2 separate regions of the Homo sapiens genome follow, and region 1 is linked to region 2. Evidence: chromatin loops called from intact Hi-C (ENCODE). Cell type or tissue: dorsolateral prefrontal cortex. All regions are shown on one strand. Each heading gives the region's core, and the rest is flanking DNA. Links, peaks and the distances in the headings are about the cores only.

Evidence for each region. A loop is a pair of places that touch in the nucleus more often than their neighbours do. Peaks named below come from ENCODE experiments on the same cell type or tissue, not always from the same donor. Only the 100,000 strongest peaks of a DNase experiment are listed, where the experiment ranks them.
Region 1: it touches region 2 in a loop (7-fold over the local background); 2 of 110 quality-filtered maps call a loop at or near these places.

What each region holds. Positions count from the first base shown.
Region 1 is chr12:105,819,774-105,825,150 of GRCh38, reverse strand. No RefSeq gene overlaps it. Among named protein-coding and RNA genes, the nearest start is that of CASC18, 120 kb to the right of the region's middle. In dorsolateral prefrontal cortex, for the core only: no CTCF peak of the experiment used is centred there; a DNase peak (open chromatin) is centred at 2,169; H3K27ac peaks cover 4,619 bases.
Region 2 is chr12:105,738,801-105,744,177 of GRCh38, reverse strand. CASC18 (cancer susceptibility 18) reads right to left here. Exons shown (of 5, transcript NR_110109.1): 5 at 115-2,422. It overlaps LOC107984435 (a long non-coding RNA gene), which reads left to right. Exons shown (of 4, transcript XR_001749305.2): 3 at 1,273-1,349; 4 at 2,321-2,401. Among named protein-coding and RNA genes, the nearest start is that of CASC18, 37 kb to the right of the region's middle. RefSeq lists enhancers at 2,978-3,588, 3,589-4,200. In dorsolateral prefrontal cortex, for the core only: no CTCF peak of the experiment used is centred there; a DNase peak (open chromatin) is centred at 3,037; H3K4me3 peaks cover 716 bases; H3K27ac peaks cover 4,613 bases.

The DNA.
Region 1 (5,377 bases), core at 267-5,266, 81 kb before region 2:
TTCTCATGGCTAGGAGCTAGTTTTACCTCCACTTTATAGAAGAACAAACTGAAGCATAAAAAGGTGAAGGAACTGCTCAGGGATAAACAGCTGTGAAGTGGTGGGCAGAGCTTGTGGTGCATGTCATAAGATAGTGCATGTCGCCAGCTTAGGGTTGTGTGCACCACAATATGGTTTAGGATGTTTGGCCCCTCCAAATTTCCTGTTGCAACGTGCTTCCCAGTGTTGGGAGGTGGTGCCTGGGTGTAGGTGATTTGATCATGGAAGCAAATCCCTCATGAATGGTCTAGTATCATTCCCCTGCTCACAATTTAGTTATTGCTCCATTAGTTCATGCAAGATCTGGTTGTTTAAAGGAGTCTGGGAACCTTCCCCTTCTCTCTCTTACTCCTTCTCTCTTGCTCCAGCTCTCCCCATATGACCTTCCTGCTCCCACTTCGACTTCTGCCATGATTGGAAATTTCCTGACTGAGGCCTCCCCAGAAGCCGAGCAGATGCTGGCACCACACGTTTTAAAAACCCTGCAGAACCCTAAGCCAATTAAGCCTCTTTTCTTTATACATTACCCAGCCTCAGCTATTCCTATAAGGCAATGCAAAAATGGACTAACACACACCACCTGTACCACCTCCCAGCCATTCCCTCCTGTTGGTTCTTCCCCACTCGATTTTCCTCCAGCTACAGAGCATAATTTAGGATTTCACTCCCTCAAAATATTGTCATTTTCATTGTCTTTGCTACCACTGCCCCTCTGCCTTCTCCCTTCTGAAAAGACTTCTACAAAACCTTCATAGCCCAGCTCAATTGCTACCTCCTTTTTGTGTCCGTTCTCCATACCCTCCACATTCTTCCAGCAGATTTCATTGTTCCCTTGATCATATTAAAACTAGTCTTTGAAAAGTCTCTCAGATCAAGCCCAGTCGTGTTTCTCTTCGTTTCTGCCTCCCAGCACAGTGCTGGCATACTGTGGTTGCTCAATAAAGGAGAAGGGAAGGCAGACAGAATGTAGGATTTCCATGAGCAAATAAGTAGAGTTTGGAATCCCAAGCTGAAACCAACATAAGTAAGAGCAAAGAAGTGAGAGAACAAAATGGTCTGGTGGTGAATGGGGTGTAAGGTACCCAGATGCGTGCAGGAGGGGAGGTATCTAATTATACCAGCCTGGAGCCAGATTGTGCGATTGTGCAGCTGGCAGGCTTTGCCAGGAAGTTGGCACTCCATTTTGTAGACAGTGGTGAACCACGGAGGGGTTTCAGAGATGAGGGACAATATTTTAATTGAGTGACACACTCTATTCTGTTTCCTTACCTTTGAAGGGGTTGAAGGGCAAGAAGAAATATGAAAACTATTATGTACTTATTATATTTCAGGTACTGTCCTAAGAGCTTTCACTAATGCTCATGATAAGCTAGTACATTAGATGTGATTCCCTTGTTATTCAATTGTGAAGCAGAAACTCAGACAGGTTAAGTAACTGATTCAAGATCACACCAAGAGAAATAGCAGATTTAGGATTTGAGCCCAAGTTTCTCTAGTTCCAAAGCTTGGGACCTCCCTCTTCTCTCTCTTTTGCTCTTGTGGTTTGGTTTTCCCACCACATCATCCTGTCTCCAAAACTCTTAATAGCCTCAAGCAATCCATCCACCTGGTGAACATGGTAAAACACCGTCTCTACTAAAAATACAAAAATTAACTGGGTGTGGTGGCGGGCGCCTGTAGTCCCAGCTACTCAGGAGGCTGAAGCATGACAATTGCTTGAAATCAGGAGGCGGAGGTTGTAGTGAGCTGAGATCATGGTGCACGATCAGAGCAAGACTGTCTCAAAAAACAAAACAAACAAACAAAAAACAAAAACAAAAACAAAAAAACAAAAAAACAAAAAAACCGACTACCAACAACTCTTATTAGCCTTCCCACTCTTAGTACCTTTCCTTCTTCTCTTACCCACTTCTTTTTGCCTTGTTCTTCCTGGGTCCCTGGACCTAAGTGGCAGCTTTTAAAAAGAGGGTGACCTGAGCCTTAGCAGTAGATGCCACAGTGACAGTTTTATTTCCCTCCTTCCACTGAAAATAGGGGTATGGAGCCTGGAACAGGCTAGCGGGAGACAGTGGCTATGTGTCTGGTCCCTGAAATGTCCCAGCCTTCTGCAGATGTCTCTGCCTTCTGGGTATCTTTCTGATGCTTCGAAGGAGGCCTTCCCTCCAGCTCATGAGTACACAAAACAGCGAGATTGCCAATTTTAACATGTGTGGGCATCTGCTGATTTGAAACCTCCTTTTGGATGTACTTTTTGTTACTTTCTTTCTAAAACAGTTTTCTTCCAAGTCTGTCAGGCCAACCAAAAACACAGAAGGAATTATAGACTGAAAAAAAAAAAAAAAGCCAGCCCTCCTTTTCTTGATAATGATATTATGATTCTGGTATTCCAATTCAATCTTTTCCAAAGTTTTTGAGCAATGTATGTTGTATGTGTGCTTGTGATTAAAATATGATGTACCTTAAAAGCCATTCCAGCCTCTTGTGATGTGGTCATAAAAATTATTTCAGCATTAAATACCTTATTCTCATCCTGTCAACTTTGAGACCACTGCTAGATGAATCACTGGAGAAATGAAATGCTTAGCGAAATGTTTTTCTTCCTGATTGCAGGGCTGAGGCTTATTCGATTAAAGGATAAAAGTAAATTGATCAAATATGTGGATGCTTGGAGTTTATTTTTATCGCTCCTGAGCAAATTTTGGAATGCAGCAATCTGATTAGATTTTTCTCCTTGTGGTTCCCTGTGAAAGAGGAAGAGCCGACGAGAAAGCGCTGAGGTCCCAGCCCTGGGGGATGAATGATTGGCCAGTTTCCATTTTTAGCTTTCCTGACTTCTATGGCCTAGAGAATTGAAGTCAACATCAGGAAAGCCCCCTTCTAATAGAGCAGGCTAGCAATTGTATGGCAAGCTGACTTAGAAGCATTCATGGAGTTAATACAAACACACCGAGCTTGACGGACTCAACCTGCAGAGACCATTTCTATTAACATTCTCCCTCCAACTTGGGGTCCTTGTGGCCTCTCCCTCTTCCTCACCCTGATCTCCTTCGTGGTCTCATTTTCCAGGCCATTGAGGTTTCAGGAAAATGACAAGAAACTGAGAGAAAGCCGGGGGACATGAGGGCAGAAAAGGGACCGTTGGTTTTAATTTCAGCTGTGTTCTTAATTCTATCCCCAGCCAGCTTCCAGGGCCTTCTGGGGCTGGGGGAGTGGCCAGCCACCTTCCTGCTCTGCAATCCCAAACATTCATTAAATTTTCCTGTTTTAACACATCACTAACAACAACAACAATAAATAGCAAAATTGATGATGAGTCTTCTAGGTGTCCCAAGTGCACTGAGGCCTGACATTCCTTATGTCATTTAATCCTCACAATGCCCCTGTGAGGAAGGGGCTATTATAGTTTCCAAAGGGGTTAACTGCGGCACAACAAATTTATGTAACTGGGAAACATTGTAGAGCTTGGATTTGAACCTATCCATTTTTAGTCTGGGCCCTCTGTATGTAATCATGGCATCAAAATGTACTATTTTGCTGTTAAGTTGGGAGGCTTGAGATTACTACATGGAAAGCCTGCCATACCCAGCTCCTAGAAGGAGATCACTAAGGATCATAATCAAGGTACAAGTGTAGGAGGGGGCCAAGGATTCAGCCTAGAGGAGTGGAGGAAGGGCTTGGTGTGGTCAACTTTTTAATCTGTGAAATTGGAAATTTCTTTCTACCTCCCTTCACCCCAAGTACCTGGCAGAGTCTCTGCCCACTGAAGGCATTTCTGAAACATTTGCTGACTTGTAATTGTGAATGGAACTAAGCAATAAAAGGATCAAGGACTAGCGATGTACTCCAGCAGCCAAGAGACTTGAAAGAACCAGGAAAATACTGCTAAATATTCTGAAAAATATTACTTAGTAAGTTGATAAAAGTAACTAGAAGAAATTCCATGTTGGTACTAATGACAAGATGCAGGGAGAAAGGACTTTTTTTGAGGGCTTTCTTTTGCAAACAGCTTACAAACAAAAGAAGGAATCAATGGACACATGATGTTTCCCCTCCACGGGGGAGAAATGCCAGGTTAATGACTGCAGAGGCCAAACCATTTACAAAAATAGCAATATTTCTTGCACAATCAAGCTCTGAAAATGCACCAGCAAGCATGAGGAGGTTGCGTTAACAGCCAGGGACACACTGGAAGCTACTTGTTTCATTAAGTGACCCAGTCCTCTCAAGGCCAACACAAGCAAAGAATTTTGTGGCCTACCTCTGAGTCAACATTGAGAGGAGGCCCCTAATGAATGAAAATGCATTGAGTTCTTCCATCGAAAGGATGTGGCAGGCCCAGAGCCAGATCGAATTATTAGACTGGATTTATTTCAGGCCCTAAGTTTAACCAGCTGGAGTTCTTTTGAAAGTACCATCCTATGAAAACTTTTGAATAGAGGAATTTGCCACTTAATGGGGTTTGATTAGAGACAGAACACAATGTCCTTGGCTTGTATCCTCCTTCTGTACAGTATGCCCTCCACCCAGCTCGGGCCATCTGCAGTGCATGTCAGCTTAAGGGCTGCAGGCAAGGTGCTCAAAGAGCAAGGGTCTCCACAGATTTGATCTCTCTTTGAGTTGATGCTGCTAATGAACTTGTAACTCTTAGCAGGCCACCAGAGAAGAAACTGCCAAGAGTGAGGACAAGAGGGAGAAAGAAATAAGAATGAGCTAGGCTGGAAAAGCCATGGAACCATACCTGGGGAATGGTTTAAAGTCCACACACACCTTCCTCTCTGTACACAGGATGTACACTTGCTAACACAGCTTTAGCCAAGAACTCAAGTCACATAAACACTGCCATCCTGGGCTTCACTTTAATAGAAACATTCTTCTTCTCTTTGTTTTCAGATAAACAAATAGAGATGGATGAAATCCAAAGTGGAAATTAGAATGATGAAAGACTGACATTACATATAGTAATTCTATTAAGCATTTATAATATATCTCCACACATATTATAAAAATCTGAAGGATTTCTATCAAAATATTAGCAATGGGTACCCCTAGATGGTGAAATTAGAAATGATTTTCAACACATCTTCTTTTTTTCTCATTTTTTATTAAAATGTTTTCATAAGTGAACATGAATTGCCTTTGTAATTGGAAAACATTTTTTAAATTTTAAAACATGAGAAGCCAATATATGAAACTGATTGAACTATTTATTACTCTAAAATGTGTAAAAAGCAAAGATGATTGATGCTAAGGGTAGAGGTTAAGGCAATGTATTCAATAACTGAGGGAAGGAAGTGAGAAATCTTCTGGGAATAACTCCTTTGAACTATTCAGTGTGCTG
Region 2 (5,377 bases), core at 85-5,084:
ATTCAGCTAGTAGTGCAGGTAAACATAATCCAGCAATGCATAAAATGACACAGTGTCTACTATCTCGGAGAGCGCTAATCTGTTTTCATTTGTATGAAAGACAGTTGCATCATGTCAGGCAGGTGAAAGCATGATTTTGCTTTATTTGGACAATAAATGTAGGAAAAAAGAGATATACCTAGTTGATAAGGGTTGCATTCTTCTGAATCATCCCGTTATCAACTTGACCAAGCTAAAATCTTTCTCACAATCCACTTCTCTTTCTCTTCCTAATCTGCATGGTTCCAGGTTAGAGTTGGCCAAAAGAGGAGCTTGTTCAGGATTTTGAAGACAGAAGTAAAGCAGTGGCCATTACTCTCAGCAGGTCGTTTACTCTGCATCCAGCCCATACTCTTGAATGCTGACCTACTGACCAAGCAAATTCTCATCCATGGCCCCAGAGATTCAATAGCTACACAGAGGCATCCCATAGCCCCCTAGAGGAGCTCCTCCTTTGCTTTCCATTCAATCCCAGAGCTGTGGGATTCTCCTGCATTTCTTTTTTACTTCTCTAGTAAAATGTAATCAGCCTTTTCTGTAGCATATTCCATCAATCACTGTCAAAGAACATGAACTTCACATCAAAGACATAAAAAGTGCCCTCCTTTTTTTAGCAAAAAAGGAACAGGTTTCCAGGCATTCCACTATTGTATTGATCAGTTACTGCAACTTTTCGGGATGTAAATGTCATAATAGTGACATTAGGAATACATTTTGCTGTTCCGGCTTTTAACATAAGGAAAATAGAAATAGAAATTCCATGTTTAGCCAGAAATCATCTTGAGCATCCAGCATATAAACTTACTGATTATACTTAAACCAGCCTTGTAATTAATGCCGCACTTGCAAATGGACATAGACATCAAGGGCCGTCCTCTGATAAAGCATTTCATCGCAGCTGGTGTCCAGCAGTCCTTGTTTTTAACATGCTGACTGCTGTGCTCGATATAAAATGGGAAGGCTATTATTGATTACTAATAATCAACTGCTTATTAGTAATTTTTCTGACATAGAGGCCTACATCATATTTCACTGATTGCTCTAAATTCCTGGTGTTCCACACTCTGCTGTGTTCCACTCTGAACCACCATGGTTCACAGGACAGGCTCTCATCCTCCAAGGGGGCTTCTGATGCAAGTGGGTTGAAAGATGGACAGAAGCAGGCATATTCCAGGCACTTAAAAGTATGTTTATGATTTCACCTGTTCATCCTTTTGGGTTATTTGATTGCAGGCAACAGAAACAATCTTTGTCCAACCAGCAAAAGAGGGATTTGGAGAAAGAAAATGAAGCAGCTTATGGAACAGAAGGTAAAGCTGGAGAAGTAGGATTGGAGCATCTGGGGAGCAGACACTCATGGGTGTGGGCGGAGGGGAGCCTCTTCAGAGAACCACTGTCTGCTTGCTGGAATTTCAGCCATCTTCAGTCCCGTCAGGCACTCTGCTCAAGATTTCCATCCAGGGATAAGGGATGGGCCCTGTTTGAGTTTCAGGCTGCCCTTGGCCAGAGGCAAGGCGGACTTGGCTGCTAGACTATACACACTGGGGGAGGGATGGCTTCTCAAAGAGAAATCAAGATGTCCATAACAGAGGTCACTGTGTCGTGAAAAGATGAGCCTTATGGTGTCTTCCCAGTGACATTTTCTGTACGAGTCATGTGACTGTGTCCAGGACACGAGACAGGGTGGCCCAAGGACAAGCCCCTGGTCTCGGTATTATGTTTCCAGCTCCTCATTTCCTACTGAGTAGCCTAGGTTTCTGGGAATTATCCAGACCCAGATGGTATTTGTATTTCCAAGAGACCCAGCATTTCAAAGTCTGACATATGCCACACTCAGATAGTTATGAAAGCAAAGCCAAGCGACAATTGGGACCAGTTTTTTTCCAGACGTCTCTTTTTATCTAGATCTCAGTTACAGGGAGTCTGAAAAGTCCCATTATCTCAGCAGAGAAATCACGGCAGGCAAGTTTGCTACGGCTGTTTCATTTCTGTGTTGTCCAACAACTGCTCAAATCTCAATCCCTTCTCTCCAGTCAAATGCATCTTTTGGCCCAAATCCGGGGCTCCACATACATAGCTCCTAATATCTGGAACAGCCTCCACAGCCAAGTGAATGAGTCAGTCTTCTGAGTTGATTCAAATCCCCAGAGACTTAGTTCCAGAAGCTTCCAACAATGCCCTTAGGATGTATGACTAGGTCTGAACATTCAGTAAAGTGTGAGCTTGTGGCAGTCTCTGTATATAGACTCAGTTATCTGCATTCATCTGTCTCTTTTCCTAGGTCAGGAGAGTCCCAAGAAGAAGGATCATATCTGGTTTCCTCTTCTGCCTCTCCCCATGGTGTCTAGGAGAGTGCACACTCAGTCAGCATTGATAACTAACTCTGGTAAATAAAGAAAAGGCAAACATTAGGAGACAGAAAACCAGATACTAATCTCACTTTTACAAATGAGGGCAAGCCATCCAACCTCGGTGAGCCTCAGTCCTCTCATCTTTGTAATGGTGACCGTAAGAATTCATTCCACTTTCATGCCACACAGTGGTTACAATGCTTAAATGAGGAAGGTGACGTGAAAGTGGCTTATCATCTCAGCTATAGACATGCCACATTGCTATTAGGTCACCAAGGCACGCTAGAGACAATCAGAATAAAACCTGGGCAAGCTCAGTCAACCCTGGCAACCCTGGCATTCTGATACTCCTAGAACAGTGTCTTATGTTTATTCTTTTGGGGTAACATTTAAGCTTTGAGGCCACAGAGCAGAAGCCTTGCCATTTTATATTGAGCGCAGCAGTCAGCATATTAAAAACAAGGACTGCTGAACACCAGCTGCGATGAAATGCTTTATCAGAGGATGTTAAGAAGTCAGGCTCTTCCTTTCTCAGCAGTATTTTCTCTAATTTCTCTTTTCCCATCTGTCCCTACCACGAAGACACTTGTTCACACTCAGACTGCTTCCTGCCTGGACCCCTGCCACCTTCTCCTGCCTGACTTTCTATCTCTTGCCTCCTCATCCTGTCTCAGTGCCAGACAGCTCACGATGCCACTTTGCAATGCAACTTGGAACAGCTTCTGGGTTTCTGCACCAGCTGCCTTTTCTGTGTTGGGGGATAGAGATCTTAAAAATTGCCTTCTATATCGCTGCTTTGTTTCCTTCCATCCTTTCTTCCGCCTGTTTTGGATTTTGTTTTCTTTTTTCTTAAAATTGCCTGCTAAAAGCAAAAGCCAGAAGTGACTCCTTTACCTCCCGTTTTTTTTTTTCCTTTTTGTTGTGTTTAACATAAATCAATGTTCTCTGAAAACTAAAAGTCCCATATAACCAAAACTCCAGCACAGCAAAAGCATTTTGAAGTTTTGGCAGAAAGTCCTAGGAGAGTAAAACCAAAAGGAGCTCCTACATTGCAAACCTTTGCTGGGGTCCCCCAGCATTCAACAATGTACCCCCAGTGCTGAGTGTTTTGATCTTTAGGTCAAAAACTATGCAGGAGTTTTGCCCCCAGCTTTTCTCCTCCTAAACCTGAACCAAAATTCCTTTCTTTCTGACCATCTGGTCTCCTCATTTAACTTGGCCAAGCACAGCTTGACAATTCTCCCCTACTGCGATGGCACAAAGGGAAGCAAAAGAGACCTGAAATCAGCCTGATACAGTCTCAGACTTCAATTCCATGCTACTTAAGGTGAAATAAACCATCAAAGTGACATATTAGGAAACTATGAGCAGCAAAGCCATGTTCATTCAAAACTGAAGGCAGGGAAGAAACGGATTTAAAATAAACAGTTCTGGCCCTTTGGGAAGAAATGACTGGAAATTCTATCCCACTGAGCCTTACTTCAAAACAATAATGGCCAATCGCATTTGCATTATTCTTCACAGTTAACAGAGGACGTTTACAAATGGGAGGACATCAAAAGACAGCTAATAATAATTTATATTTGACTCCTCCTGTTCTCAAGGCTCTTTGAAATTGGAAACTTCCATTCATCCTCTCCCAAATTTTGGAAGTTGGAGAAAGCAAGAATTTATTCAATCATTTATTCATCTATTCAACTCTTGTCTATTGGATGTCTACGGTGTGCCTGCCACTGTTCTAGGCCCTGTGATATAAAGCAGTGAAAAAAACAGATGAGGTTGTAGCTCTCACTGAGCTTCTATTCTAGTAGGAAAATAGACAATAAGCAAATTGAACAAATATAGACTATGTCAGATGGGATAAGGTGGGGATAAAAGTAGAAAACAAAAATAAAGCCAGGTAAAGGGTACAGAGAGTCATAGGGGAGTGGATACTGTTTTCTGTAGGGTGGTCCCGATGAAGTGGTGTTTGAGCAGAGACTTAAGGAACAAAGGGTCCAGATGAGAGGAAGGGCCCAGCCAGAAAGGAAGCAATGACTCTTGAGAACAAGGCATGGAAGGCCTTGTTGGACACTGCAAAGACGTTGGCTTTCAGCCTGAGCGAGTGGGAAGGCTTTACCCAGTTTTCAGCAGAGTAACATGATCTGACTTACATTTTGAAAGGGTTCCTCTTGCAGACACTGTGCACTATCCCTAGTAACCATTCCTTCCTTCCTTCATGATAGAAAACCCACAATTTTAGCTGGATGCATGGCATCACAGAATAAAGACTATATTTCCCAGCCTTCCCTGCAGGCAGGTATAGCCGTAACACTAAGTCTGGCCAATGGACCAGTGGAAGTGTGATGGGGTAATTCAAAAGTCATGCTTAAAAGATAGGTGGTTTTGACCTTTTCCTTCTTTACTTTGTTCTTCATCCTCTGCCTAGAATGCAGATGTGACGGTTGATAGACCAGCTGCTATATTGGACTATGAAGACAAGGGTCACCCCTCTGGATCGGACAGTGTGGAGTTAGAAGAAGCTCAGCTCCCTGAGGATTTTGTGGAGTACATCCATACCAGCCCATACAGGCTGACTGCAGACATTAATTTTATGTCATGCCCCTGGAAGCTGAGCCCAGTTCAAATGGCTGCTATCTTTCTATCTACTGTGTAGAGAATACTGGAGGGACAAGAGTGAAAATAGGGATAATCTCTATTTCATACATAGGAACCCTGAAGCCTGAAGAAGTTAAATGAAGTACATTAGGATTGTGGGTAAAAGTACTGGCTTTAAAGTTAGTAAACTTGTCTGTATTTAAATCCTGCCTCCAATACTTCCTAACCTTGTAACCTTGAGCAATTCCTTAGCCTGGGTAAGCCTGATTTCCTCATCTGTAGAATGGGATGATAACAGTGCCTATCTTAGACTATGATTGTGTGTATTAAATAAAATAAACCATGAAAAGACCTAACACAGCCTGATAGAATTGGCATTCCTCGCCTGC